Regions from separate parts of the Homo sapiens genome. Here regions 1, 3, 4 and 5 are each linked to region 2. The links are chromatin loops, found by intact Hi-C in ENCODE. Cell type or tissue: OCI-LY7. All regions are shown on one strand. Links, peaks and the distances in the headings refer to the core of each region. The heading gives the core; the rest is flanking DNA.

Region 1 (6,556 bases), core at 751-5,750, 290 kb after region 2:
TCATGTACATCACAGGGACATGCTGATGCCTAACTGATATTAGTGTTAAGTGGATTCTTGTTTGCGTAATACTTTATTGATCATAAAAATTATCTTTAAGTGGAAAAACAATAATCCACAGAAGCAGTTAAACTATATAATAGAAGGATAAAAAATTTCTAAATACTTTTGCTAATTTTCATTCCTAGTTAAACTTTATGCCAAGCAAACTTGCAACCTACTAGATTGTCACGAGGCCAAGTTAGTTGGCAACAAAATGTAAGTTGCCCACGTATATAATTGAGCTCTCCAACTATAACAAGTTCTCATGTTTCATTTCACTCTTAGAAGGAATTGTGTGCAGTATTGACTCATAATTTGTTCTACTGGAGGCTAAAAAGCTTGTCAGGTGGCAATGATTTACTTGAATTAATCAAGAATGTACTAGTTTAAAAAAGTGATTTTTAAGTCTTTATAAATCTCCAAATTAACACTGAATAAAGAAATGTAGAACATATAAAAGGAAATAAAAATGTTGGATTCTTTTCTTTTTCTTTCCTTTTTTTTTTGAGACAGAGTTTTGCTCTTGTTGCCCGGGCTGGAGTGCAATGGCACCATCTTGGCTCACTTCATCCCCTTCCTCCCAGGTTCAAGGGATTCTCTTACTTCAGCCTCCCAAAGTAGCTGGGATTACAGGCATGCACCAACATGCCCGGCTAATTTTTGTATTTTTAGTAGAGACAGTGTTTCACCATGTTGGCTAGGCTGGTCTCAAACTCCTGACCTCAAGTGATCTGCCCTCCTTGGCCTCCCAAAGTGCTGGGATTACAGGTGTGAGCTACTGCGCCCAGCCTAAAAATGTTGGATTCTATCCACAATGGAAATCTCTTCCCAGAATTAATCTCTCCTTTTCCTACCCTCCCATATTTCCTTGTATCTCTGTAATGGCAATGATCACAGTTTGTCTTATAATCTATGCTATGTTGCACATGTACCTGATTCCTCTAAGGAGTAATGAGGGGTGATGAAGACTAAAGATTATTTTAAAAATTATTATATTCTCTAAATTACACAGTAGAATGTTTAGTTCATAAGAGATGTTACATAATAATTCTATGCATTATAGTTGGCCATCATGTCTATGGGTATAAATTTATTCTAATCATGTTGAAAATATCAATATTTCAAAACTGTCTTGAACCTTATTAAAATGTTTTAAAATGTAGATTTCATTATTATTCAATTGTGAATATTATTCATACTTATATTATGATTCAATTGTATATAATTTAATTATGGTGAGGCCAACAGATCAGGAGACAACTGCCAGACTGCCATTGTAAAGATAGCTATTGCTCACAGCTCCTGGTGGAGGGGGCATGCCACACCATTCACGGCCACATGGGAGAGCACTAGGGCAAGTCAGGAGGCAGAATTGGTGAGGGGAATAGTGGGCGAGGACCTTTATCCTGGTTTCCCTGGTGGGGTGGGCTAAGCAGGCTTAGGATTGGCTAGTTTGAATAATTCCAGTGAGCTCTGGGGTGGAGGGACTGCGTCTGGTTGTCTAGTATTTGGCCCTGGGGTGATTAGGGCAGGGGAATATTGGCCTGAGTCTGAGGGCCCTATGACAGATGCTAAAGGAGGTGGCTGGGTGTGGGCTCTGGGGTCGTTGCTTGGCATCTGAAAGGTGCACTTGCAGGTGAGTCCTTTACTATCTCTAGAAATTGGCTGGCCTGATTCAGGCAGTCTGTCTAGAGTCAGCAAGGTCCTAGATGTCAAAGCATCAGAATAAAAAGACACACTTAATACAAGTGCGGAAACTGCTGCCCAACATATAGAACAATCAGAATAGGAACGGCTAACACGCCCAGAACATGTGATTTGTGCCTGGCCTCGTGCCATGTGCTGTGCACCTGTGAACCCAGTTCATTCCCCACGACCCTCGGAGTTGTGCTGTTTTAACTTGCCCAGCAGTATTCTGCTGGTAAGTTTCTAAATTAGAAATTTAGAAATTTCTAGACAGTCTGTCTCTCAAGAACCAAAAGGAAACAGATCTTTTTTTTTTGAGACCAAGTCTGGTTCTGTCACCCAGGCTGGAGTGTAGTGGTGTGATCTTGGCTCACTGCAACCTCTGCCTCCCGGGTTCAAGCAATTCTCCTGCCTCAGCCTCCCAAGTAGCTGGGACTACAGGTGTGTGCCACCACGTCTGGCTAATTTTTTGTATTTTTAGTAGAGACGTGGTTTCACCATGTTGGCCAGGCTGGTCTCGAACTCCTGACCTCAGGTGATCTGCCCGCCTTGGCCTCCCAAAGTGCTGGGATTACAGGCGTGAGCCACTGTGCCCGGCCAGGAAACATTTTTAATGCAGGTGGCATGGGGCGGTTCAAAGAACATAGCATCATAGAGAGGATGAGCTTAGCGAGAAGGTGAGTGCAGAGTGGACTATGCATTCATCCGAATGGAGAGAAGAATGAAAGAATATGTTTCTAATGAATGAAATGTATGTACACACAAAATTTCATTAAGCTAAAAGAAGTGTATACTCTTAATGATACTCCATTCTGATGTTTGTTCTCCATTTGTCCAAATGAACTCAAATTAATTGCCTTACATTAAAATGTACTTTTCATTTATTTATTTTTAATTTTTAAAATTTTTTTATTTTACTTTTTGAGACAGAGTCTTCCTCTGTCACTCAGGCTAGAGCACAGTGGCACAGTCTCGGCTCACTGCAACTTCCACCTCCAAGATTCAAGTGATTCTCCTGCCTCAGCCTCCTGAGTAGCTGAGATTGCAGACACGCACCACCACGCCTGACTAATTTTTTTGTGTTTTTAGTAGAGACGGGGTTTTGCCATATTGGCCAGGCTGATCTCAAACACTTGACCTCGTGATCCGCCTGCCTCGGTCTCCCAAAGTGTTATGATTACAGGCATGAGCCACCGCGCCCGGCCAAAATGTACTTTTTCTTAAAGAAAAATGGAAGGGGGTTGGCTTCAGCAGTGGATGGGTTTTGCCGGTTTCCCCAGCCAAAAGTCTCAAAGTGTTATGGCCACTTGCAGGTCAGAGAGGATATCCCTTCTGAGGGGTCAGAGTAGGGACAGGATGCGTGGAGGTGATGTGATGGTGGGAGGTCCACTTTAAGCCAGGCCACCTGCAATTCTGTCATTGGGAGCACAAAGATGGAGAAAATGAGGCTGGCACCCAGGCCACTGCAACTGGCCTTAAAGAATCCCTACCATTTGTGGTAATTTGTCACAAGGAAGCCAATTTTAGACCATCTGCATCTTGGAAAATTTCAAGACCATGTCTTATTGGAGCTATATCCAAGCCAGTGTAGTCTGAGACCATGCCAGGAACCCACTCAAGAGTCCATCTTGTTCTAGAAGACTAAAACACGTGTCGAAGTAACCCCGCAAGGTCTATATCAAAACCAAGAATCCTTGGGCTTCCTGTAGCATAGCATTCAGTAAATATTTACCCAATTAATTCCGTTTCATTGAAGAAATCTTGACCTGCACAGGGAAAAGGTGTCACACATCCACAATGTACACTCTCACTGTTTTAATGAGTATTTGCAAGTTCCCAGGGCCTTGGGTGCATCTGTAGTAAATGAGCGGGGTACTATCGCCACCTTGCGATGAGAAATGGAAGTATTTTCATTCTGAGAGTTGATTATGCAATGCTTCATTTAAATATGGATTAGTTTCTGTCACTTGCTTTTGATCAGTCCTTTCATTTTCATGTTTTGTTGCCTTACATATATTTACAAGAATTTGCACTAAATTAAAAAAAATCTGCACTAACCTAAAGTTGGTGAAAAACACCCTCAAACCTTTTGAAGCAAGGAAGGGGCCACTGTCGCTGTCTCTACAAGTCCCTAGCCTATGTTTATTCTCAGATGGGCTGAACATAGCAGATTTGGGGCCAAATACCCAAAATACCAGGACATCTGTTGTAATTCCTAGGAACTTCTGACCATTTTAAGCATTCCTTCATAGGTAATTATTACAAATTTCTCTGTGTTTGTCAAAGATGATTGGTGCTACCTCCTATATTGATTTTACTCCTTTTTTTTTTTTTTTTTTTTTTTTTTGACGGAGTCTTGCTCTGTCGCCAGGCTGATCTTGGTTCACTGCAATCTCCACCTCCCGGGCTCACGCCATTCCCCTGCCTCAGCCTCCCGAGTAGCAGGGACTACAGGCGTGTGCCACCATGCCCATCTAATTTTTTGTGTTTTCAGTAGAGACGGGGTTTCACCATGTTGGCCAGGATGGTCTCGATCTCCAGACCTCCTGATCGCCCACCTCGGCCTCCCCAAGTGCTGGGATCACAGGCGTGAGCCACCGCACCCGGCTTCTTCTTTTTTTTTTTTTTTTAAATGAATGAGAGGATTATCTGTTATAAAATCGGGCTACATATTTTGTAAACCTTATCTACAGAGAACATTTCCAACCACTGGAAATTAAAATAAGCAAAATATTACTAACAGGGAAAACTTCACATTGATTCTAAACTAACATAAACCTTTTTAAAATGTATCAGAAACTAGCTTGTTTTACCCCCCAAAATAGGACGTTCATAGATTTTAAGGGTGATCCATCTCCCATGCAATATTCAATCATTTTATTCTCATGAATTGCTGCACGGGCTCTGTAATTTGTCTGCCTCTTGAAGGCGCTCCATGTGGCTGTGACACTATTTTGGAGAGAGGTTGCTGTTCTCATAATATTTCCTCCTGGTCTTTTATTATTCCTATTTCACTCTTCTCATCACCCTCTCACCCCGTCCTTGCTAGCACCCATAACTTTTAAGTGTTATTTAATATTGAGCAGGAAATATGCTTTGTTGAACATGGAAAGAGTGTGTATTTGTAGGGGGCAAAAACAGGCCTTTTTGCTTTTTGCTTAAAAATAAGAATCTAGGTCTTGTTTGCGGCAATAATTTAGATAAATAAAAAAATTAATCAGGATCCTAAAATATGGAAGGTACCTGGTATTTAAAAGGAAGAGTTGCCTGACAATATCTTAAACAGCTCTATAGTCTTAATCTTCTGGGGAGAAACACGAAGGAAATCAATCAAGAAATTATATCCTGAGTCGTGTTAAAACCACTCCCTCCTATTCTAATATGGCTCATTGGAACCCGAGTGGAAACAGGACTGGGAAAGAGGGCTCATTTCGCTACTCCAGAACAATACTTGGCTGATGGAGTCCTTTGGGTTTCCTGAGGGTATGAATTCAGGGCCCTGCTCACCCTGTACATCCCTCTGTCAGAGCGAGGTGGATATCCTGAGTATGATCATTGATTTCTGGACCTGTGCAAAGACAGCATGTCTTAGGCCCTCCTTAGAATCATGTCCTCCTATGCCTTAACACGATAGCATCCCTTTTGGGTTCTAGCTCTGAAAAAGTACGAGCAATTGAGAGGCCAATGAGGGCAGAATTCTCACATCATTAAAAACCCCCAATACCACCCTGACCTTTGAAGATTTAACCTTTGTACAGCCCCAGCTGAGTTCTTGCTGGTTAGGAGGTGCTAAGTGGACACATTTCTCCCAGGCTGTTTGAGGAGGCTCTGAATGCCCTGGGGAGTTAGTACACAGCTCCCACTGCACACCCACAGGCTCAACGGGTGCTCTTCAACTTCCCATGTGGTTTCTTATTGTCCCAACTAAATGAGAAGCTCTTTCATGGGCAGGGAAGTTGTCAAGTCTCTTTAACTCTCAGGGAAGCTCAAGAAATTTATGGGAACTCAATACATGGTTGGGACTGATAATCAGATACAGAATGAAGAATGAGGAGGATGGAGGAGGAAGAAAAAGAGGAGGAGGAGAACAAGAGGAAGAGGAGAACAAGAGGAGGAGGAGGAGGGAAGAAGGAGGAGGATGAGGAGATTTGAGGGATAGTTCTCAATAAAACCCGGGGCATCAGAAGAGTGAAACAGGGAGTCAATGTTCAAAAGCCCTGAATTGGAGCAGAACGATCGCACCTACTGTGATCTTGTCATCTTAGGTTTGGGGTCTTGGATTATCCACCAGCAGACAACAAAAAGTGAGGCAGCATTGTTCGTAGGCTAGGAAAAAAGTCAAACCAATTGTTCCAAAGCTGGTAATAGAGGAGTTTCTCAGCACATCCCTCCTGCTCTCCCCGCACCCCACCCCGGGCTCCCACAGCCCCCGGGGAATCATCAGCCCAGGGCGTCCACATGGAAGAACCGGGTCAGAGGCCACTAATAGACTAAGAGGCATTGCTGATGGCAGAGTTCCAGATTTCCGCCTTTTCCAGATTTAGGCATTTTTATTTTGCAAGAATATCCCCACAGAATGGTGATCAGGCACATCTTAAATTTCTGACATAAAGAAGCCCAGGGGCCAAGAATGCCTGGGAGGCCCTACATCAGGGCGGTGATGGTTGCAGTAGAAATAGCAGCAGCACCAGACAGCACCATTCCAGCCAAGGCAGCCGTGGCCTGAGCTCCTGGGTGGAGGCTGCTGCTGCTGCTCCTCTGTTCCTACGTTCAGAGTTTCATCCCCAGATGGAGGCGATCTGCTCCACCGTCGACAGAGAAGGATGAA
Region 2 (6,556 bases), core at 629-5,628:
AAGACATTGCAGGGGTAACAAGTAGATACCAAATTAGAGCTCTTCAAGCTCAAGGCTGTTAGTTTGCTCTTGTGAGTGTCCTTTAGTTTTTTTTTAATTAAAAAGATTTTTTTAAATCACAGACAAGGACTCATTCTGTCACACAGACTGGAGTGCAATGGCACCATCACAGTTCACTGCATCCTTAATCTCCAGGGCTCAAGTGATCCTCCTAATTCAGCTTCTGGAGTAGCTGGGACTACAAGTGTGAGCCACCATGCCCTGCTAACCTTCGTTTTGTTTTTTTAAGAGACAGGGTCTTACCATGCTGCCCAGGCTAGTCTCAAACTCCTGGCCTCAAGCAATCCCCCTGGGTGGCCTCCCTAGTGCTGGGATTACAAACGTGGGACACTGCACCTATCTGTGAATGTCTTTTAAAATCAGATCCACAAGAAAATAATTTTCCAGCCAAATTTTGGCAGAATACAAACCTCGGGGAAAAATGCAACTTGATGACCACTGGGTTCAACGCCAGCAACAGGAAAATCACACTGCATCAAACTATGGGTCTGACTATAGTCTGCCCTGTGAGACCAAGGTCTTTGCAACATTAAGTATCCCGGATTTAGACAAATGCTGCTATCCATTATGGTAGAGTATTACTTTAATCATAAGAATGTACTTAGTTTTTATTGATTTCAGAACCTTATGGTTCCTCCAAAGGTGGACCTTATAAAATAAAGTAAAAGATAAAAAGTTTGGAGGATGCACATTTATGACATTATGCAGTTTTACCTTAAGCCATTGTTTGGTTGGCCAGTAAATTTCACACTGAGATTAGTTTAGTTAGTCTTAGAGAAAATATAATGTGCAGTATGATACAAGATGGGTAGTGTGTGTGTGTCTGTGTGTGTGTGTGTGTGTGCATGTGTGTTTGCTTCTTAGGCTCTATTATCACAAAATGTATCCCAGCCCTTTCATAAGTATTAAATGCATAAACTAAATCTATAACTATTATCCTTTCTTTTTTAAAAGTAACTACATCGGCTGGGCGCAATGGCTCATGCCTGTAATCCCAGCACTTCGGGAGGCTGAGGCGGGCGGATCACAAGGTCAGGAGATCAAAACCATCCTGGCTAACACGGTGAAACCCATCTCTACTAAAAACACAAAAAAAATTAGCCAAGCGTGGTGGCGGGCACCTGTAGTCCCAGCTACTCGGGAGGCTGAGGCAGGAGAATGGCATGAACCCGGGAGGCGGAGCTTGCAGTGAGCCCAGATCGCACCACTGCACTTGAGCCTGGGTGACAGTGCGAGACTCCGTCTCAAAAAAAAAAAAACAAACAACAACAACAAAAAACTACATCAAACATAACTCATCATATTGTGTATAATTTCAAATGCTTACTAAAAGCTACATGAATTTATCACCAAAAAGATAATATATACAAATTTCAGGTTAATAATCATTTCATCCAACATTCTTTAATATCAACAGAGACAATTCCAGGATATTGTTGAATGATACTGTCCTTCATTTACATGGCCTATTAAGGAACGTAAAGGAGAAAAAATATTTGACAACATGCTATTAATCAAATCTTGTTCCCTAAAAGTATATGCAGGTCTAAATCCTTGATGTAAAAAATACTTATCTATGCATCTTGTTAAATTCAAGTCAGTGGTCCACCATTTCTTTGCTTAGCCAAAGAAGAGACTCTTTTCCTCCTGGTTATGTATATCTGTGTCCTGAGTTTTAAGTGCCACATTTTTCACGTCAGTTTCACATCCTGCCTTTAGGCTCTCAGACTTGTACTTCACGGATGCTGTAACTCTTGTTTACTGATTTTACTTCACGGATGCTGTAACTCTTGTTTACTGATTTTATGCCTTACTCCTAGAATTTGTGATCTTGTAAGACTTGCCAGCTAAGATCCAATCAGCTTTCAGCTCACTTTCTGTCAGGAACCAAAAACCATTCAGAAATATGTTATCTTGGCCAGGCGAGGTGGCTCATGCCTATAATCCCAGCACTTTGGGAGGCTGAGGCAGGTGGATGACTTGAGGTCAGGAGTTCAAGACCAGCCTGACCAACATGGTGAAACCCCATCTCTACTAAAAATACAAAATTAGCTGGGCGTGGTGGCACACACCTATAATCCCAGCTACTTGGGAGGCTGAGGCAGGAGAATTGCTTGAACCTAGGAGGCGGAGGTTGCAGTGAGCCGGATCGCGCCATTGCACTCCAGCCTGGGCAACAAGAGCGAAACTCCATCTCAAAAAAAAAAAGAAAAGAAATATGCTATCTTAAAAGAAGGGTGATTTTTTCTCCTCTTGAATGCAGTTTTCTAAACATGATGATGGTAAACAGTAGAAAATTAAGTGACAGCGACTACAAAGCTCCATTACTTAACTATTACCAAGTATCTGCATAGATAAAAAGATTCAATAAGTGAAACATTTGCTTTCCATCTTGTTTACAAGATATAAATCACATTTCCCTGAAAATTAGCTTCCAGTACTGAAAAATTGTTAATATTGAAGTGAATGCATTAGAATTTCAGTGATCCAAGTGAACTAATACAAATATCTTCAGTGAATGCCATTTTCATAATGAAGTAAATTCTGAATAAAAATATCCTGCTTAAATTTAGATGCCAGTTTTAACCCTGTTCAGGCATTCAGAAATATGTTTTATTAATTACTACTATAATTACATTTTCAAAAATATTTCTCCTGTCTTTTATCCAAGTTCCCAGAACTTGGGCCTTGCCTTTCTTACCCTTAACTACATGCATTTCTCTAACTGACTTCAGGACTTTCATAAACAGACAGTATAAGAAGAGTTCAAGCAAAATTTTGTGGAACTAGCATTTCAATACACTCTGTCCAGTCTTGATGAATTAATCAAACTATGGTAAAGTTAAAGCAATCAGTCTTGCAGCCGTGATGGGAGTAAACAAATAGAAATACCCCCAACTGCTGATTAATTATTGCTTCTTTCGTTTATTGCTCCTGAATCTCCTGCTTATGAAAAAGGTTGACAAATTAAAGATTTGCTGCTGTATTTAGTGTGATGGGGAAGCCTGAGAAGGAACGTAAGCTGGATTGTCAAATTACCTGAATTATACTAATTATTTCCAAGTGATAAAGTCCCTTCCCCTCTGCAAAACTTTAAATTCATCTCTCAAATGAAGAGTTTCGTTCAGCTCCAAAATCCTCATGAAGGGGAACCTCATCTGCCCAAATCTAGTCCATTTTGCAGGTATACACTCCTTATTTTGACCTCTAGAGGGCGATCCTTCCTAATCTTAGCAGGATCTGATTCTACAGGAATGAGTTGAGACTAACCAAATCCCAAACTAGAAAGTAATCTCTTTGGAAAACCACCAGGAGGGAAAATTATCACTACTGCTTCCAAGTTCCCTGTGACATACCAATCACCTGGTCTCCGTTTTCCATACTATGCCTTTTTCTTTTTCATTCCTTCATCCATAAAACGAAAGTGTCAAGAAAAACTAGGTCTCTCAAAGCCCCTTCCAAGTGTGTAAATTGTATCATCGTCTTCCTTGGGTGACTTTGTTTCTTGGTACCAAAATAGCAAATGCTGTTTGCTGTATATCAAAATATTAACTCAATAGGTATCCGGTCTCTAGCTTACTCTTCCTGAGTTTTGTTTTGCTTAATTTTGCTTTTAAGAACAGAGGTAATATAGAAGCGTTTTACTACATGCAATCAAAAAAAAAAAAAGATCATTAGTGATGTCTCAGGGCAGGTGAGCCCCAAAGCTGGGGCTCAGCCTGGGAAGGTTTTTTGGTTTTGCTCAGGAAAGAATTCAAGAGTGAGCTGGTGATAGAAGAAAATGGCTTTATTGAGGCAGCAGTGCTAACAACTCAGTGACCGCTTCTGCAGAGCAGGGCTACCCGCTAGGCAGTTACGTTCAGAGGAGCAGCTCAGAGGCAGCTCTGCGTATATATTTATACCCAATTTTAATTATATGCAAATTAAGGGGCATATTATTCATAAATTTCTAGAAAAGAAGTGATAACTTCCAGGTCATTGCCATGGAAAGGGGTGGTAACTTCCACGTGTTGTCATGGCAGTGGTAAACTGTCATGGCATTGGTGGGCATGTCTTATGGAGAGAGGCTTATGTTGATTCTTCCATGTTTAACTAGTCTTTAATCTGGTCCAGAGTCAAGTCCTGCCTCTTATATGTGAGACATGTGCCACATAACAAATTATAAAGGTGACCATATCTACATAATTATAGACTCATACATTACATAATAAATAATTTACAAATAAAAATTTCCTTTGTAAATTTTTTTTTTGACACAGGGTCTCACTCTGTCACCCAGGTCTCACACTATCATCACAGCTCACTGCAGCCTCCAGTTCCTGGGCTCAAGGGATCCTCCCACATCAGCCTCCCAAGTAGCTGAGACCACAGATGCACGCCACCACACCCAGCTAATTTTTAAATTTTGGGTAGAGACGGGGTTTTGCCATGTTGCACAGGCTGATCTTAAACTCCTTGAGCTCAAGAAATCCACCTGCCTTGGCCTCCCAAAGTGCTGGGATTTTACAGGCTTGAACCATCACACCCAGCCTCCTTTATAAATTAAATTAAATTCATTATGAATTAAAGTTTCCAAAGTGCCAAACCATTTTCCAAGGGTCACCTTATTTTAAATTGGCAGAAACAGAATTTAATCTCACAGTTTCAAAATGTTTATCTGAGATTTGCTTGCTAATCCATCCCCATCCTATAATTCCACCATGAAGCTCCCTGCAAAACAAGAACTATCATCTACTAAGCCCTTTCTTTGTACCAGGCACTGTGTTAGGCACTTGACCTGAATTATATCACTTAATCCTTACAATTCAAAGATGTGTTATTATCCACTTTACAAATGAGGAACCTGAGGCTCAGGGACATTAAGTGACTTGCTCAACATCACTCAGTTAGTAGATTTAACTAGAGATCAAGTCACTTCCATCTAACACAAAGTGAATCCATTTTCTTGTCCACTGCTATCTTGCCGCTCTGCAAAGACTGCCCCCAAAGCGTCTCCAAATCTGTAAACTTTTAAGTATAGTAAGTTCTTACTTAACCTCGTCAATAGATTCTTGGAAACTACAACTTTAAGCGAAATGATGAACTGCAGGTCTTCAAATAACATCATTTTGTTATAACATTAATGAGAACAAAATGGTTTTGTTATACCTCATTTTGCTTAAAGTTGCAGTTTTCAAGAACCTATTGACGACACCAAGTGCGGACTTTCTATAGTCCGTTCTCATCCACTACAGTCCTCCACTCTACCAACTGAGCTATCAAAGGCATCACTTGTACTCCTTCCTTCACTTGTACACCTTTCTTTCAAAGGCAGTGAGGATAATTCAAAGGAATCTCAGGAAAAACAAGAAATCAATTTTCTCAATTACTCCCCCCCTGACAATACTGACTCGTGGTTTAGAAAAATTCTAGATCCTGATTTCAGACTGCACAATACATCACAAATTCTAGGGCTAAATTGCCTAGCTTGAAGTTTGACTCCTCCCTTACTAGCTAAATTACTTTCAATTATTTACATCCTCTGGGCCTCAGTTTCCTCATTCGGAAATTGGTTAATAAAATACATTTCACAGATGAGGCTTAAATAGCTATCTGTAAAGTACTTACAACAACATCTGGTAAGTGCTCAGTAAATACCAACCCTTCCTATTTTTGTCTGAAACAAAAGAGAGAAAGAGGTTTAATAATGGGAACTATGAAAGAGGATCACCAACTTGGGAAAAAAAACGTAAGGATGTCTACTTCAATTAAGTGTAACAATTAAGACTTTTTAAAGACCCTGTGTAGGCCGGGTGTAGTGGTTCACACCTGTAATTCCAGCACTTTCGGAGGCCGAGGCGGGCAGATCACTTGAGGCCAGGAGTTCAAGACCAGCCTGGCCAACATGACGAAACCCCACCTCTACTAAAAAAAAGAAACAAACAAAACAGAAATTAGCAGGGTGTGGTGGTGCACACCTGTAATCCCAGTTACTGGGGAGGCTGAGGCATGAGAATTGTTTGAACCTGGGAGGTGGAGTTTGCAGTGAGCTGAAATCACGCCACTGCACTCCAGCCTGGGTGACAGAGCAAGATACTGTGTTAAAAAAAAAAAAGAAAAAAAAAAAGACTGGACGCGGTGGCTCACGCCTGTAATCCCAGCACTTTGGGAGGCCGAGGCGGATGGATCACGGGGTCAGGAGATCGAGACCATCCTGGCTAGCGTGGCGAAACCCTGTCTCTACTAAAAAAAAAATACAACAAAAATTAACTGGGCGTGGTGGCGAGTGCCAGTAGTCCCAGCTACTGGGAAGGCTGAGGCAGGAGAATGGCTTGAACCCAGGAGGCAGAGCTTGCAGTGAGCCAAGATTGCGCCACTACATTCCAGCTGGGCAACAGAGCAAGACTCCATCTCAAAAAAAAAAAAAAAAACCGTGTAAATATTTCAGTTTGGATTTGGTTTCTGTTGGGTTCTTTTGGGTAATATGACTTCCCTGGCTACATAATGAGACTTTATA
Region 3 (6,308 bases), core at 1,309-6,308, 680 kb after region 2:
AATTGAAATAAATTTAGACTTAGAGACTGCCACAAAAATTACAGGCCTGTGATAGATCATTTTTGCTGTGTAGACATGTTTTTTTTTTCCTAAAACTTTTTTTGAGAAATTTAAAATTCCATTTCCATTTTGACACCTAATAATTTTTTTTTTTTTTTTTTAGAGATAGGGTCTCAGTATGTTGCCTAGGTTGCCCAGGCTGGTCTCAAACCCTTGGACCTCCCAAAATATAGGGATTATAGGAGTGAGCCACTGCACCAGGCCTCTAATCATAATGTTATCTGCAAACATTAACAATGTATTTGGTGTGATGCAGAATGGTGATTTCTCATTTTGCAAATTTCTCATTTAAGTCATACCATCACTCCAAGGTCTCTCAGTTGCCCAGGCTGTAATGCAGTGGTATGATCATGGCTCACTGCAGCCTTGAACTCCTGGGCTCAAGCAGCCCTTCTGCCTCAGCCTCCCGAATAGCTAGGACTTATAGGCACGTACCACCACACCTGGCTAATTTTTTTTAAAAAATTTTTTTGTAGAGATGGGGGTCTTTGCTGTGTTACCCAGGCTACTCTCAAATTCCTGGCCTCAGGCAGTCCTCCAGCCCCAGTATATGGACATGTTTGAGCAAATAATGTATCTTATAGATTAGATGTCACACTGAGTTTGAACAAGAGAGAGGCTGCAGTTTTCCTAAAGTAACAAAATGATAGACGTTTGTTAAAACTGAGACAAACCATCAGTGTAGTCACTCTTTTGACAGGTCATGAGATGGGTACTTCCGATTCTGCCTTGGTCACTGTGGAGGAAGAGAGTAGGTACCGACCCAAATACACTGAAAGCTCTGACTTAGCTGGCCTTTCACTCTGTCCTAAAAAGGAGAGGTGACAGGAAATTTTGAAGCAAAAGAAAATCCCAATCACAACAGAAGTTTACAAAGAGGCCCAAGGGAGTGGCCTTTGTACCGGGAGTGCTGTTTTCTGAAAATGAAAAACTGAATAATACATGAGATTCACATGCAGGGCGGGTACGAAAGAGCAGGGATGCAGGCGTTTCCCCTGGGCCAGCAGAGTAGCAATTGCCCACTTCCTAAGAGTGATCAGTGGTGACAGCTGGGAGAGAGGTGAGAGCTCGGTAAGCTGGGAAGTGACTTCTATGTCCTTGACCTCCTGTGAATGTTGAAAGACACTGTGTCATTTGCCTACTGAGAGTCGGCTTTGGGAGGCCCAAGAGTGGAAGACACTACTGGCTTTAAAGCTCCATTTCTCTGGGGATTCCCAAACTGTGCCTTCGACCATCTCTTAAATCTTGAAGAAAAAGAGAGATGTGATTTAAATGAGAAATTTGCAAAATGAGAAATAGCTGTTCTTCATCACACCAAATGCATTGTTAGTGTTTTCAGATAAAATTATTATTAGGTAGCAAAATGGAAGTGAAATTTTTGATTTCTTGGTGCCATACCTCCTTCATCTAAGTTTATGATCCCACCTTGACCCTCTCTTGAATCTTGAAGATAAAAATAGAGATGGTGTGATTTAAATGAGAAATTTGCAAGATAAGAAATCACCGTTCTTCACACCAAGTACATTGTTAATGTTTGCAGATAACATTATTATTAGGGGCCTGGTGCAGTGGCTCACTCCTATAATCCCAATACTTTGGGAGGCCCAAGGGTTTGAGACCAGCCTGGGCAACCTACTGAGACCCTATCTCTTAAAAAAAAAAAAAAATTATTAGGTGGCAAAATGAAAATGAAATTTTAAATTTCTTAGTGCTATACCCCCTTCATCTGAAGTTTATAATCTCTTGCCAAAGGTAAAGTGAAGAATGGCGGGCCTCCATGCCTATCCTTCCTAGACAAAAAACAATAAAAAAATCCCAGGACCAAGAATTGAGTCCTGGTGGCGGACTGCCAGGAGCCTCATGAACATCACTGTCAAGTCAGTTCATCTGATGACGCTCAGCTGATTTTTTTTTTTTTTTTTTACTAGATTTGTCTTATTAACTGTGTAAGTCTATTGCTAAACGTCTCCTGGCCCTTACTGATATGTCTTCATGTGAAGATGCTGACATCAATAGTTTATGTACAGGAAACATTGTCAGAAAGTCAAACTCTTCCCCTCTCGGAAATATCCTTCTCTGTCAATGACCTCTTTACTCATGTCTTCTGCAAAAAAGAGGATCAGAATAGAACAAACTGAGTTCATTTGAAATTTGAAAAATAAAATAGGGACAGGGTCTTGCTATGCATCACAGCTGGTCTCACTCCTGAGCTCAAGCAATCCTCTTACCTTGGCCTCCCAAAGTGCTGAGATTACAAGCATAAGTCTCCATGCCAGGCCTTCATTTGCAATTTTAATACACAACAGCTCAGGTGAAAAGATACTCCTTGAACTCCTCTGAATAATCAAATAATGTCGTTCTTCCTCAATTGAAGAAGGAATAAGTTAATGTTTTCAACTTTCCCAATTGTTTTTCTCCCAGAAAGTTTTCTTAAACCATTAGTCTTCTGTATTAGTAAACACTAATAGGCAGGCAGATAAATGAACAACAAATAGTCATGGAAAGCACAAAGACCACCAATGCCAAAACAGCTTTCTTTTTTCAGGAGCATGTGTGATTGTGATTTTTGATTGTATAAGTTCCAGGAAAAATTGTTATTAGTTTGCATGATGGGATTAGATCTAGCAATCATTCTTGGTATTATACAGAGAGAACCATGGCTTTCAAGTAAGTGCTCTGATACTCAACCAAAGTTAAGAGACTCTAGGTCCCAGAGGACAATAGTTGAGGGACTTTGCAAACTAAGGCTGGGGGAAATGGAACAGGGATGAACTGAGGGGAAGAAAAACAAAGTGGGCTTAGGATGAAGAACGTGGGCAGCATGCTGGCAGCTGAGCATCCTCAGTGCATACCCCTCTGCTGAGGGCTGCTGTGAGCTGGCCACCCTGATGGGAAGACTGTCTACGTCTGGCTTCAGGAACTGTCCCGATGGACACAGGATTCCCTTGCCTCCGCAGTGCATCTTCTCCTATCAACAAAAGGAAGTAGGAAGAAAGAAACACCAAGAAGAGGCCTGCAAAAAGGTCTTCTAAAAGTTTTATCTATGGCAGCCCTGCACTCTTCCTTCTTTCCGGTGAATAGAAAAGAGCTCAAAAATCCATACCTTCACATCTCAGGTGAATTGTTCATACATCAAATTCTTGTAACATCCAAAGGCGAGGGAAGAACAAGGTGAGCTGGCTCCTGAAGAAGTATTCATGGAATATTAGAGCCGAAAGGGGCCTTGAAAAGTCATATTTCATGGTAATCCTGTGCCATATAGACATAATCTTTCCTGTATCGGTAGAAAATAGGTTCCCCATAATGGCCAATTCACATACTAAATTGTGCAATAGGATTACAGCACCATCTTGTGGCCAAAATCAGTACAGCTCTGAACACAAAAAGCTCCAATTTGTTCCATTCTTACTTGGAGTTTAGTGTTAGTTTCCAGTTTACTTTCTTGTGACCACATACAACACTTTGAGAAAAATATTCCTCATTATACATATGCATATAATAAAGAGTATGAATTTAAAAGAATAGGGGTTATGTAATTAAGTCTGTAGACATTAATGTTACATTTTTGGCTAGAGGATTTTTTTGGTACAATTATACTTTGGGCACAGGGAACTGGAGAGTGGGAAAAGGTGGAAAAAGTCAGAATTTCAAAGTAAATGACTAATGTCTTCCTCTGGTGTGAACCTAAATTCAAATGTCAGTGCTTCCAGTCTTATGACTGTCTTCTCAACATGGACGAGGCATTAGTCAAAGAGCTAGTCCTTCACATGGTCACTGAATGCTCTTGGTCACATGCACCATTTGATGACATTCTTGTACCCACATGTTCCTTCTACCCACATATCATACTTATGCAGTTAGGCTCATAGGACAAATAGCTACTCAGAGACTGGTTCCAAATTTCAAGCTATATTTGATATGCAATTGAAAATGTATGTCAATTTTTCTAAATTTTCTACATTTCTACCCTATTTTAGAGGGTGCTTTTAAAAAGTACAACAATTTAAGTTCAAAGAAGGCTTTACTTAGAAATATGTTGAAATTACATTCTACATAAGGCATATGGATCTCTACTTGCAAAGTAGTTTTATGAACTAGAGCCAGACTTGTCCCACATGTAAATTTGGAAGCATTCAAAGTTTAAAAGTTTGAAAACCTAAAAGGATAGTTCCCCTCTAAGCTTGCAGGGTAAGGTCCTGCAAACTCCCCTGAGCAGGAGAAATTTGGGAACGCACAATCAGCACTATTTAGCGGGGGGGGGGGGGGGGCGGGGAGGGGGAAGAAAAGGATTACTGGGTTTGCAAATGAATTCCCTAGACTTTCTTAATGTTTACCTTAAAAAAAATTAGAATCATACCACAGCTAGATTCTGCCATCTCACAGATGCTGGATAAGTGGTCAGAAGACATGTCTTTTGCTTTCCAGAAAAGTTTGTCATATAATCTCTTTTCTCCTACAGTGCCAATGAGATGCTTATCAAATCATGTTTACTTGTGAGTAACACATATAAATGGCATTTTACCACTGGTTTTGGTCCTCTATCCTTGTGTTCCATTACTAGGAGTTGAAGTTAACTCTGAAAAAAAGGTAAAATATAGTTGACCCTTGAACAATGCAGGGATTAGGGATGTTGACCCCTCATGTAGCAGTAAATCTGTATATTAACTTTAAACTTCCCAAAAACTTAACTCCTAATAACCTATGGCTGACTGGAAGCCTTACTGATGATATATTAATAAATAATCAATTAACACATATTTTATTATATAGATTATAAACCTTATTCTTACAACAAAGCTAAAAATATTAAAGAAATCAAAGAAAATATATTTACTATTCATTAAGTGGACACGGATGATCAAAAAGGTCTTCATCCTTGTCTTCACGCTGAGTAGGCTAAAGAGGAGGAGGAAAAGGGGGATGGTCTTGCTGTCTCACGTTGGCAGAAGCAGAAGAAAATCTGCATATATATACTGATCTGCACAATTCGAACCCACGTTGTTCGAGGGTCAACTTTAACTCACTTTTAACCTGCCAATTCAGTCAACTAGTTAATTTTTCAAATTTTCCCCTCCAAAAAGTCTCTGCTTTACCTTTGGGAGCTATAAACCCTGTAAGATAACTCAAGTTCCACTTTCCTAGCCAGGCTCAGGAAAGGCATTTCAAAGTTCCTTCATCTTTCTTTATAAAAAAATGTCAGGCCGGGCACAGTGGCTCACGCCTGTAATCCCAGCACTTTGGGAGGCCGAGGTGGATGGATCACGAGGTCAGGAGATTGAGACCGCCCTGGCCAACATGGTGAAACCCCGTCTCTACTAAAATACAAAAAAAATTAGCTGGGTGTGGTAGCACGCACCTATAGTCCCAGCTACTCGGAAGGCTGAGGCAGGAGAATCGCTTGAACTCAGGAGGCGAAAGTTGCAGTGAGCTGAGATCGCGCCACTGCACTCCAGCTTGGGCAACAGAGCGAGACTCTGTCTAATAAATAAATAAATTCATGGCAAATGTACTGTTGGTTTTAACATTTTACCTCTTTTCTATTCTCAACTCGTAGGTCCTGCTATTCTTGTTAACCCCTGGGAGTGACTAATGGAAGACTCAAACTAAAAATTACTGTTGCCAAAGTTTTTAACAAATGATAAATCAAAAGGAATTTGCAGTTAGGGGATTATTGAACTGACCACAAAGGATTAGAAAACCAAAACCTCTCTACTGAATTAAATGTGTTCCAATACTTACAACACTGCTTGGTACATACTATTATTATGACTAGAATACTAAATTGAACTAATACTGGCTTTATTTTCCCTTCACCATTAACATTTTAAGCTGTTTTTGAGTTTCAACTTCTTAGAAAAGGCAATTTCTGAAAAGCATAAATTTGCCTTTTCCTGCTATTTATAATAGAAATTGAATAAGAAACATACTAGAAGTATACATAATTTTAAACTTAGAATTTAGGGATCATGTAAATAGCTGCCTACTTATAATCTGTACTATGCATTTCCCAAAGAGTTTTAACATTACTATTTTAGTTAAAATTGTATTACAGAAGCGAAGTTCATCAACCTCCTGCCATTACTGGGTATATCAAATTAAAATGCAATGTTAACATGTGGAGAAAAAAAACTTTATTGGTATTACAGCAAAAAATTCACATAAGATACATAAATTATGATACCTCAAAGCTAGACGCAAATAAAATACACCTAATTATACAAATTCTATACAATTAAATCAAGAACATT
Region 4 (6,556 bases), core at 741-5,740, 98 kb before region 2:
AGTGACTCTTTTTGGTTTCCCTACTCATACTGTTGAAGGTGGAACGTTCTAAATTAGAATGACATAGCAGTGTGGAGCACCACTCTGGCTGTGGAGCAGGGTTGCACAGATGGAGGACTCCAGCTCCGTTGCTAATTGCCTGTGTGGCCCTAAGTGAGTCTCCTCAGCGAGCTTCAGTTTCATTATCTGTAAAATGGTAATAATAAATACACAAATTTTGAAATTGCCCCAATTTTTCCATAGAACTAATGGTTTTTTCAGTAAATATAAAAATTGACCCTCTTGGTCTTAAAGCTGAAAGTTACATCTGTCTTCTCTGAGTTCCCTTCTCAGAAAACAGATTCACAGGCCTCCCAGATAGTATCAAGGAACTGAAACTTACCAGAACTGAAACATGCAGACAATGAGACCCCTCATCCGTCATAATTCCCTAACTGACCACCTGCTTCCTACTGACCAATCCTCTTCCTTACCCCTCCCTAATTCCTGTTTTCCCACACATAGTTACATTCCTTCCCTCACTATATAAACACCTAATTTAAGTCGGTTGGGGAGCCCAATTTGAAACCTACCCACCATCTCCCAGCTGATGTCAACTGCATTAAAAAGCCTTTCTTCCCTGGCAATACTCATTGTCTCAAGGACTGGCTTTCTGTATAGTGAGCAACAGGACCTTGGTTGAACCCCTGGTATTTGGCAACAGTTTCACCAGGTTATTAAGAGGATTAAATGAAATAAAAAACACAAAGTCCTTAGCATAAAGCCATACAACAGTAAGCATTCAATATTTGTGAGATCACTCATAATTGAGATATAATTATGAAGATGGTACCAAACAGAGCCCAGGTGAGAAGCTCAGGGTTATGACTTTAAATTGTTTTTCTAATTATGTTTATTAAAAGAACTATACGGGCCGGGCGCGGTGGCTCACGCCTGTAATCCCAGCACTTTGGGAGGCCGAAATGGGCAGATCACGAGGTCAGATCAAGACCATCCTGGCTAACATGGTGAAACCCCATCTCTACTAAAAATACAAAAAATTACCCGGGCATTGTGGCACGCACCTGTAGTCCCAGCTACTTGGGAGGCTGAGGCAGGATAATTGCTTGAACCTGGGAGGCGGAGGTTGCAGTGAGCCAAGATCATGCCACTGCACTGCAGCCTGGGCAACAGAGCAAGACTCTGTCTCAAAAACAATAATAATAATAATAATAATAATAATAATGATACAAATAAATGAATAATAATGAATGCATAAACTAGGAAATGGGTAACTCATGTTGTCTCCTTACGTGGCCTCCAATGAACAACCTAGTGCCAGCTGGTAAACCTGGGGTCGTTTTCTTATCTGCCAGATTTCTCAGGGCGGAAACACATCTACTAAGAGACTAGCAGAGTGCACACTGCATTGTGGGCACTTGGGAAGTGTTCAAAGCACAGAAACATTACTCATTATCTGTAAACGTCCCTAAGGAAAGATGCTAGCTACTATTTTTTGCCTTGGATAAGCCCTCTGAGATTGTCCATAAAAGATTAAAGTAGAATTTCTGACAAAGAAAATGAACACAAAAAAGACATTGCTCTGTGGTAGGCAGACCTATGTAAACCCAGCCACAAAGGCCAAGGAAGTTAAGAGGCCAAAGAAAGAGGCTGACAAATCCAGTTTCTCAGAAAGAAACATTTAATAGTGACTTACAAATAAAAGCCATAGTTTCCGGTGGTGATGAGGCAAGATGGTGGATCCTGGCACCATTATCCCCCAGACCCAGGGCTTCTATATGATAGGGTAGGAATGTGTAGGACAATTGAAGTCAAAGAAAGGCACGAATGTCATGTGACTCTCACTAAGGGCAGTATTTATGGTCAAAGTTGTTTTGACCTAAGGACAGATTTACTCTAAGCATATGCTCTTATACAAGGAACAGTAGATAAAATAGAAATCTTAGAGGCATTCCCAGAACTGGGGTTAATCAGAAGTCAACATGGTGACTAGCATCCAAGATGGAGTTGCTTTAGTCTCCACAGGCATGCTTTCTCAGGTCCAGCTGGATAAGACAGTCATTTGTGTAAAGATGTTTCCTTTTTTTAGTCCATGACGTCAAAAATAATTTAAGATTTGACTTCTCTGCTAGAAGGTCAACTTGATCTTTCTTAGTGACAAAAAAATTGGGAAGATGTAAGGTTTTGTGGTATTTTAAAATTCCTAGAAGATATGTAAAAACAAGAAAATGTATAATCCTGACCTGCCACTTGCATTAAAAGCTGAGATTGAATCCTTTGAGCTGGAGAGTAAATTTAAAAATAAATAAATGAAATAATGTTGATATTGGAGACTGATTGAATGGATTAATGTTCTCAGCAATCATATGCTGTAATTAACACCCCCAAAACAGCTCAAAGATGGAATTTATAGCTTTTCAGAGCAATGCTGTGAAATAACTAAGTAGAAATACATATATGTATACATGTATTACTCTGAAAGAAATATAAGACAAAATTCAAATGGAGACGATTAGGACATGGGGGAGCAAGCAGAAAGGAAACCTAAAGTAAACTATTCATTTAGTCCAGGCGCGGTGGCTCATGCCTGTAATCCCAGCAGTTTGGGAGGCCAAGGTGGGCAGATCACTTGAAGTCAGGAGTTTGAGACCAGCCTGGCCAATATGATGAAACCCTGTCTCTACTAAAAATACAAAAATTAGCCAGGCATGGTGGCTCATGCCTGTAGTCCCAGTTACTTGGGAGGCTGAGGCAGGAGAATGGCTTGACCCGGAAGGCGGAGGTTGCAGTGAGCCCAGATCACGCCATTGCATTGCACTCCAGCCTGGGCAACAGAGTGAGACTCTGTCTCAAAAAAAACAAAAACAAAAACAAACAAACAAAAAAACTATTCATTTACTAGTTTATTCCAAAGACCAACCCATGCACATCCACATGCAGGGATAGTATGACAATTTTGACTAGAGAGCAAGACTTTATGCCATCACAATGAGTGTAAAATAGAAGAAATGAATACAAAAATGACAGACTGCTCCAACCTAGTTACATTGTACTTGTTGGATTTTAGATTAAACAAATTGGAGTAAATAACTTGATGCCATATAGTGTTGCACGTACTTGCAGAAGAATGGCAGAACTTCCAGCCAAAAGGCTTTTTACCACACTCCAGACACTCCAGGATAACTTGGGAATCATCTCTGAGGACTCCATAAGCTGCATGGAATCTATTACACTTTGACAGAAGGTTGGTCTAGGTTGTGCCCTCTGGTGGTACTTTAGGAAATTTTGAGGGATTGGGGGAAAGAAGAATGGAGAGAGAGAGGAAAGGTAAAAAAGAGAAGGGCAGAGTATAGGGTAGAAGTAGGGGATGGATTCCTTGAGTGCCCACCATTTACACCATGCCAAGCAATTTTACCTAAATGGTCTCATTAATCCTCTCAACTCCACTGTGAATAGGTATCCTTAGCCTCATTTCATGGCTCAGGAAATGGAGGTCCAGGGAAGTGAAGAAATTGGTTCAATATCACAGTATAATAAGTGACAGAACAAGGTTATTCTCAGTTCTCTCTGCCTGCCCACTGCTGTTCTGCAACTTACCAGATGCCTGCACTTGGTTGACCCTAAACCAGATTCCTCAACAGGTCAACAGCAACCCACCTGCAGTGACCATTTCACCATCACCCACTATGTCATCAGGTACCCTTCCTGAGGGCATTCCCCATCCTGCAAAGGACATCCCTGATTCCACATGAGGTTAAGGAGACGCTGCTGCCTACCCGTTTCACTCTAAGCAAATTCACATAATGATGTTTTTCACCCTAAATGCCAAAACCCAGAGTTTTTTACAATGAAAAATCTCTTCTGAGTAAACTTGAAGTCTACTCTGGAAGGTAAATTTGTCACTGGAGGGCTGATAATGAACTTAAAGTTACTATACTGGACATAGATGTTTTAAAAGATACTTCATTCAAGCCAAGTCTGCTAAAGCCTATCGAAAAACATTTTGACTTATTTTATTTGAAAAGAAAATTTGTGTTCCCTTTCAATGGTATGCCTTTCTATAAACGGAATTGCTCACATTTTCCTCTATTCCAAGAACCGCATACAGTAAACCTTGAGAAAAAATATTTTTCTCCGACTTCCTTTTTCTTAGAAATCTATTGTCCATTTTGATTTTCATTCTCAGTGCATAGCTACTTACATTTTGTTTTCCAATTCTCTTCTGGGATGTGTTCACATTCATTTTGGTAGCCATTTTAGTTTGTCTCCTGTTGATCTTTGATTTTATGTTTATTTCCATCAGACATACTTCATTCTTACTTACTTCTGAAATTGGCATTTATGCCAGAGATGGCTAGCTGCCTTCCCAATATCTGTTTTGCTCTTCTTTTCCAGTAACGCAACCATGATTTTATTCAAGGGATGAAACTGCTGAGACAAAAGACTGTATTTCTCATCCAACCTTGCTGTGTCTATGTGATTAAAGTCTGATCAATGACATATAAGTGGAAATGTCAGGTGACACTTCTAGAAATGCTCCTTGACAGAGCGCCAGACAGCTGGCCCAGGCCCTTTTTGTTCTTCCTCACTTCATTCCTCCTGCCAGGCGCGTGAGCCTGAGCCCTGCTAGCCATCTTGGACCAGAGGAAAGATTGTCAGTCACACATTACAAGTGGCAGAACAGACAGGATACCAGGTCCAAGATAACAGTGGAGTGCTATGCCAGTCTTACACTGCCTATTTCTGGAGAGAAAAAAAGGAAACTTAAGAACTCATCTCGTTTAAGCCTGTGTTGCTTCTAATGTTGTTACTAGTATCTTTACACAATTGTTAATAAATGCAATCTTCCTGGACTCCCCTGAGGATATGGAGTTCCTTTCTGGAAACTACAGATAGACGAAAGATACTTAATTTTCATCTAATACTTCGAGATATGACCAGGTGAAATGTTCTAAGGTATTAAAAGTCTGATTAAAGACAAATCCTATGACAGTAAATTTAACTTTGAATCAAACTTCTATAATACCACAGTACTACAAAAACTGGCAAATAAAATTTCAATACAGCAACTTAAACACCATATTTTTTAAAATATTCATTGTCTCAAGGGCTGATGATGATCTATATACTGAAAAATATTAAATACTGGGTCATGGCTATGGACCTTGGGTTGCAAGAACTAGCTTAGGAAAAACAAAGTATTGGTTTACCTAACAAAAAAGTGCAATAATAGACCCACTTTCCAACATGGCTGGATCTTCAGGAATCTGTCTCTCTTCAGCTCTCAGCTGTGATTTTCTTTTTATTGGTTTTATTCTGAGGCAGGCTCTTTCTATATGGCTGCAAAGTCAACCACTAACTGGTCCAAGACTATAGTTTACCAGCTTAAAAAAACAGTGGAAAGGCCAGGTGTGGTGGCTCACGCCTGTAATCCCAGCACTTTTGGAGGCTGAGGCAGGCGGATCACCTGAGGTCAAGAGTTTGAGACCAGCCTGGCCAACATGGTGAAACCCCGTCTCTACTAAAAATACAAAAATTAGCCGGGCATGGTGGCAAATGCCTGTAATCCCAGCTACTCAGGAGGCTAAGGCAAGAGAATTCCTTGAACCCATGAGGCAGAGGTTGCAGTGGGCCAAGATCACACCACTGCATTCCAGCCTGGGGGACAAGAGTGAGACTTTGTCTCAAAAGAAAAAAAAAATAAACAGTGGAAAGAAGGCACTTTTTCCCAGATGTAATATACTAGATTATCATTCAGCAAGTATTCATTATCTCCCCCTCAACTTTCATGAGAGCCTTTGATGTCAATATTGGTCACACGATTTGCTTTGGCCAACGGAATATTAGTCGATGTGACATGAGTTTGGCTGAAATAGGCTTGCACAGTGGGACACGGTCTTTTACACTTTGCTTTCATCGTTAGAGGACTATGCTTTGAGTTGAGTAGCTACTGGCCCAGGGAGGATGAAGGACACATGGAGCAAAATTGGAGCCAAGCCCAGCCCATCTTACCATGTGTAAAAAATAAATAAATAGTTTTCAACTGAGATTTGGAACGGTTTCTCACACAGCTTATGTGAGGCAACAGCTGATTGATGCAGGTGAAATTCCACCAAAATTGTTTAATCTCATTAGCTCAGGTCAGTAGTTCTTAAGGATGATCATCGGCATTGCCTGGGAACTTGTTAAAAGTGATCAGGTCTCACCCCAGACCTACAGAACTATACACTCTGAAGTAAGGGACCAACGATTTTTGTTTTAACACGTGGTCCAAGTGATTCTGATTTCCTATCAAGTTTGACACCCACTGACTTAGGTTATATGCCCATCCTTAAACCAATCTCAGTGCCTAAGGATTCAGGCCTGGAGCTGTAGGATGGCTCAGTGGCACCAGAATTACCTGAACTAGGGAACAGAGTCTAAGAGTGGACATTTCCGACAAGTCCATAGGTGATGCTGATGCTCCTGTTCTAGGGACCACCCATTTGAGAACCTCTGTTGTAGGCTATGGGTGTGGCAGGAATAATTCCCTATTGGAAAATCAGCATCTGTTAAT
Region 5 (5,000 bases), core at 1-5,000, 130 kb before region 2:
GTGTCTTTGTACTAGTTTTCACACTATGGTGAAAAAGAAAAAATCTTTTCCTGAACCTTAGAGACATTTTTCTACTTGAAATTGAAGTTGCAAATGTTGCTTCAGCTTTAGCCCCATGAGGATTCGCCTGAAAGCTTCAGAAGCCTTATTTCTCTGATGTGTCAGTCTGTCAATTGTAGCCACTAACTCCTGACCTTGAATCAGACAAAACTCCACAAAGACAGCAACAGAAAAAAAACATAGCAGGCTGGAAGTCATGTGGGAGTGGAGTCAGACCTCACTACCCCTACAAAGTCTACAGGAATGACAGGAGCTGCTTTACATGCTTTCAACATCATATGACACTTTGTAGCAGTTTGGGGTCAAGGCATTTATAATTACTTGCATTTTGTCTTGAACATTTCTCGAAGAAATTGTTCAATAAAAACATCTTTATTTAAAGCCGTGGACTATTTTCCAGTTATGCCTGGTACACATACGCCTTTTTAAGATGTGTGCCCTTTAAGAACTCTTTCATTCATCTGCTTGTTCAACAAATAGAGTGACCTCCTCCTAAAGACCAGGCATTGTGCTAAACACTGGGCATGCAATGTTGAAGACACATTTCCCACCTTTAGAAAGCCCAAAGTCAATTAGGGAGATGTGCAAGGAAGCAGGTGATTACCTGATTGCCAAGAATTCTGCTATGGAGTAGACCTTGTTCATTGGCTTCTGCAAAGGTACAGCCACAGCCCACTTAGAATAAAAATTACCCTGTTAAAGATGATCCTATTTACATGTATGAAAGTGCTTTTGAAGTATAAAGCATCATACAGATGTGAGTTTAATCAATATTCTTATATTGTCTCACCATGAAAAAATAATAGCACTGGAACACTTTGCCTATGCTTTTTTTAACAATTAATATTTTTAAATAGTCAAAACTGATTTTTTAATATGGGTAAGTTTCCTTTTGACATCCAGTGTCTTCACCCAGACCTCAAAAGGCATTTCCTTATGGGTCAACTCTACAATTAGAAGAAACCAGATATAGCCTGTAATCCCAGCACTTTAGGAGGCCGAGGTGGGTGGATCATCTGAGGTCAAGAGTTTGAGACCAGCCTGGCCAACATGGCGAAACTCCACCTTAATTAAAAACACAAAAATTAGCCGGGCGTGGTGGTACACATCTGCAGTCCCAGCTACTTGGGAGGCCAAAGTAGGAGAATCGCTTGAACCCAGGAGGCAGAGGTTGCAGTGAGCCAAGGTCACACCTCTGCACTCCAGCCTGGGCAACAGAGCAAGACTCTGCCAAAAAAAAAAAAAGAAACCAGATATCCTTGGGTTCTTAACTCCGAACTTAATCTAGTATTCTGAGGCCACATGTATTCCACAGGAAATATGCTTCTGTGTCTCTTCAAAGAGAAGGAATTATAAAGATTGCTTCACTTAGTTATCTGCAGCTAATAGAATCTTCCCTTCCCCCTGCTTCAAACCAGACAAATAAATTAATAGAGGCTAAAACCTACTTGCTCTTGTGGAATAAAAATGATGATATGATTGCTATTTTTAATCCTATAATGTCTTCCTTTTCAAGAATGTAAAAGATCTCTTAGTAAGGTGAATTGCATGATTAAGTTACATATAGGTAAGTTTCAGGAGGTCCCTGAAGTCATGTTGATGTAAAGTTATTTTTTAAATAGCAGTACTTGGGAGCATAACACATGTAATTTCTGTTACGACAACTACATAAAGTGTTGTGGTTTTTCATCTAAGATTATGTGGGATGCACGTCAGCCCATTTAAATAGCTTTACATGCCATACACCATTTCTTATGTTAGTTTCAAAGACTTACAGGAGATCTTATTAAAAATGATACTGACTGCTCTTTGAATGCTGCCAAAAATTGCTCCATATTTCGTGTTCTACCCCAAGCTGCCACAAGAGGGCATTCTTCCCCCAAAATATATGCAAGTAGGTAGTACCATTGAGTTCTACAAATAGAGAAAATAATATTTGTAAGATATTTCATGAGTTTCTTTGGCCTGGCTAGGAAATATTTACATTAATGTCTGATTATAAGATGATACTTTATTTTCTCACTGTGTTTTCTTCTCCGATTTTGAATTTTATAGGGTGTTAACCAATGGATTAGATGACAACCAAAAACTGTATATGTTTTTTAAGTAAATGGCTTTTTGTTTTGCTTTTGATTTATGATTAGCATTGTCTAATAAAATTGGTGGTTCATTATGTTCCATAGGGCTTTTTTGAAGAAGAAGAAGGTAAAGAGTATATTTATAAAGAGCCTAAGCTGACAGGTCTGTCCGAGATTTCCCAAAGATTACTCAAGCTCTATGCAGATAAATTTGGAGCAGACAATGTGAAGATAATCCAGGATTCCAACAAGGTAGAGGAAAATCAGTATTCATGCAAGTGCTAAGAATTGACTGAGTTTTTTATTCTTTAACTACATTAAGTTTTCATTTTCTGCCTGACGATGCAAAGTAAACTACAAAAACGATTTTAGATGTTTTGCTTGTTTGCCTGTTGGTTGGTAATTTGAGGGGAGGAGGGTCAAAAACATTATATGTGTTTATTTGGGTAACTTTTAAAAAGAGCTTAGTAAATTCTCTACGTCTCCATTGGTTATTTGCATTTGAATAGCAATCAAAGCCTGAAAGTAATTGGGCTCAGTGGTGGAATTGGAGAAAACAGCAAGTTGAAAATATTTATTCAGTTAAGGAAGTCTTCCCAGGCGTATTAGTCAGGGTTCTCTAGAGGAACAGGACTAACAGAATAGATGTATATATGAAAGGGAGTTTATTAAGGAGTATTGACTCACACGATCACAGGGTGGAGTCCCACAATAGGCTGTCTGCAAGCTGAGGAGCAAGGAAACCAGTTTTGTGTCCCAAAACATCAAAAGTAGGGAAGTTGACAGTGCAGCCTTCAATCTGTGACTGAAGGCCCAAGAGCCCCTGGCAGATCACTCGTGTAAGTCCAAGAGTCCAAAAGCTGAAGAACTTGGAGTCTGATGTTAGAAGGCAGGAGGCATCCAGCACAGGAGAAAGATGGAGGCCAGGGTCTTAGCCAGTCTAATCCTTCCACATTCCTCTGCCTACTTTTATCCTAGCTGTACTGGCAGCTGATTTGATGGTGCCAACCCAGATTGAGGGCAGGTCTGCCTCTCCCAGTTCACTGACTCAAATGTTAATCTCCTTTAGCGACACCCTCACGGACACACCCAGGAACAATACTTTGCATCCTTCAATCCAATCAGGTTGACATTTAATATTAACCATCACACTACGCCATACTTTACATTACATTACATTACATTAACCTTTGAACATTCAGTTACCTTCCTCTTGGCTCCAGAAAGCAAATACTTACCTCTTCTTTTAGATTACTCAGCATCTTCTTACACACTGTCGTTCAGTTAGCCAACCTCTATCAAATGCCTGCTGAATGCCAAGCCCAGAACTGAGAGATGAGGCGCACAGGGTCTTTTCCTTCTGGAGCTCACAGTTCACATGGGGCTAAGAAGAGAAGGACCTGTGCAAACAGCCAATTAAATAGATTACAATAAAGTGTCACCAGAGAGTCAAAGTCCAAGTTGTACAAGGAAAGCTCAGGGCAGGGACCTTCCTTAACAGCTCATTCTTAGTTGGGCAGCATTACATAGAAGGGATGATGTTTGAGTTAGTTTTCTGGAAGCAAAGGGCATGCTGAGAAGCCCAGCACATGCAATGATGGGGAGGAATGAAAGAGGGAGATATGTTTAGAGAATGGCAGGTCTTTGAAACACAGTTTGGATAGAAGAGTGTGGCAGAAGATGCAGCTGGAAAAGGTGGTTTGTGCCCAATGGCATACAGTTCTATTGGGCTACAGAAGAGTTCTTTTTTTTTTTTTCTGTCCTCTTTTACAAGCTCAAGTTTGGAGGCATCTGGGCATGAAATCCTTGAGTCTGGGCAGAAATTTCTGTGAATGTGTTCATCATTCTCCTTCTTAGCTATAGTCACCTTCCCCAGGAAGGCAGGCAGCTGGAACTACTTTATTAGTGGCTCTCCTAGGTAGAAAGTATACACAGAGTTCCTGGGGCAGCGTGGGGGGATGAGAAAATGCCAAATTTGGTATCAGAACAACTTAAGAATTCATTCCACCATCCCACCACTTATCAGCTGATGATCTTAGAGAAATTAGCTGGTCACTCGAAACCTCTATTTTTGATGTAAAATGGTTACAATTATACCCGCCTTACAGTGTAATTAGTAGTAGCATTACAAAATAAATTCAGGAGGTCCCTCAAATCTCTGGGACTGGATAGGCAGTGGATGGGTAGACAGATGGAGAAAATTGGAAGAAGTTTTAAAATTCTTTGAGGTTTCATTAGAAAAGCTGAGAACTCCAGCTCTTCCAACTCCAAGGGAGAGCAAGTGCAATTTCCTGGATTTTCTTAGTACCCCCAGCCTGTCTTCCTTGCTATTTGTCAAACTCACTCACCAAAGCAGTTTGTTTAAAAAAAAAAAAAAATGCATGGGATGACTTGTTACAGATAAGAGAAGGAACCTGACCTTAAAACTATAAAATTTTGCAATCATGTAATAGGCTTATCAGCTAATCTGCTAAATTAAACAAGGAATCTCCCTCCTCGGCACAAGCCCAAAGCCAGTGGCCTCAGTCTAGATACATGGGTAAAATCATAGAGGGACCAAAAGATATTTTTTAAAAGTTTTCATTTGAATTACTCTCAAGAAGCTTGCATTCTAGGGCTGGGTGCAGTGGCCCTTGGCTCTAATCCCAGCACTTTGGGAGGCCAAGAGGACAGATCTCTTGAGGCCAGGAGTTTGAGACCAGCCTGGCCAACAGAGCATAACCCTCTCTCTACTAAAACTACAAAAATTAGCTAGGTGTGGTGGCACATGCCTGTAATCTCAGCTACTAGAGAAGCTGAGGCAGGAAAATCACTTGAACCCAGGAGGGGGAGGTTGCAGTGAGCCGAGATCGTGCCACTGCA

The links. Hi-C counts contacts between places; a loop is a spot of excess contacts. Peaks named below come from ENCODE experiments on the same cell type or tissue, not always from the same donor. Only the 100,000 strongest peaks of a DNase experiment are listed, where the experiment ranks them.
Region 1: it touches region 2 in a loop (9-fold over the local background); 108 of 110 quality-filtered maps call a loop at or near these places.
Region 3: a loop joins it to region 2, with 5 times the contacts of the local background. A loop is called at or near these places in 30 of 110 quality-filtered maps.
Region 4: a loop joins it to region 2, with 2.2 times the contacts of the local background. A loop is called at or near these places in 2 of 110 quality-filtered maps.
Region 5: a loop joins it to region 2, with 6 times the contacts of the local background. A loop is called at or near these places in 26 of 110 quality-filtered maps.

Annotation. Positions count from the first base shown.
Region 1 is chr2:224,354,613-224,361,168 of GRCh38, reverse strand. No RefSeq gene overlaps it. Among named protein-coding and RNA genes, the nearest start is that of FAM124B, 44 kb to the left of the region's middle. In OCI-LY7, for the core only: CTCF peaks have their summits at 1,187, 1,389, 3,409 and 3,613; DNase peaks (open chromatin) are centred at 1,378 and 3,588.
Region 2 is chr2:224,647,732-224,654,287 of GRCh38, reverse strand. The region is part of intron 2 of LOC105373909 (a long non-coding RNA gene); the gene reads right to left. Among named protein-coding and RNA genes, the nearest start is that of CCDC195, 65 kb to the left of the region's middle. In OCI-LY7, for the core only: CTCF peaks have their summits at 3,076 and 3,276 (motif pointing right); a DNase peak (open chromatin) is centred at 3,257; H3K4me3 peaks cover 869 bases; H3K27ac peaks cover 2,077 bases.
Region 3 is chr2:223,967,575-223,973,882 of GRCh38, reverse strand. MRPL44 (mitochondrial ribosomal protein L44) reads right to left here. Exons shown (of 4, transcript NM_022915.5): 4 at 6,169-6,308. Among named protein-coding and RNA genes, the nearest start is that of MRPL44, 13 kb to the right of the region's middle. In OCI-LY7, for the core only: CTCF peaks have their summits at 3,213 and 3,417 (motif pointing left); a DNase peak (open chromatin) is centred at 3,412.
Region 4 is chr2:224,746,048-224,752,603 of GRCh38, reverse strand. No RefSeq gene overlaps it. Among named protein-coding and RNA genes, the nearest start is that of CCDC195, 33 kb to the right of the region's middle. In OCI-LY7, for the core only: a CTCF peak has its summit at 3,269 (motif pointing left); no DNase peak of the experiment used is centred there; H3K4me3 peaks cover 7 bases; H3K27ac peaks cover 1,203 bases.
Region 5 is chr2:224,775,528-224,780,527 of GRCh38, reverse strand. DOCK10 (dedicator of cytokinesis 10) reads left to right here. Exons shown (of 56, transcript NM_014689.3): 51 at 2,244-2,390. Among named protein-coding and RNA genes, the nearest start is that of CCDC195, 62 kb to the right of the region's middle. RefSeq lists an enhancer at 1,816-1,915. In OCI-LY7, for the core only: a CTCF peak has its summit at 1,910 (motif pointing right); a DNase peak (open chromatin) is centred at 1,917; H3K27ac peaks cover 588 bases.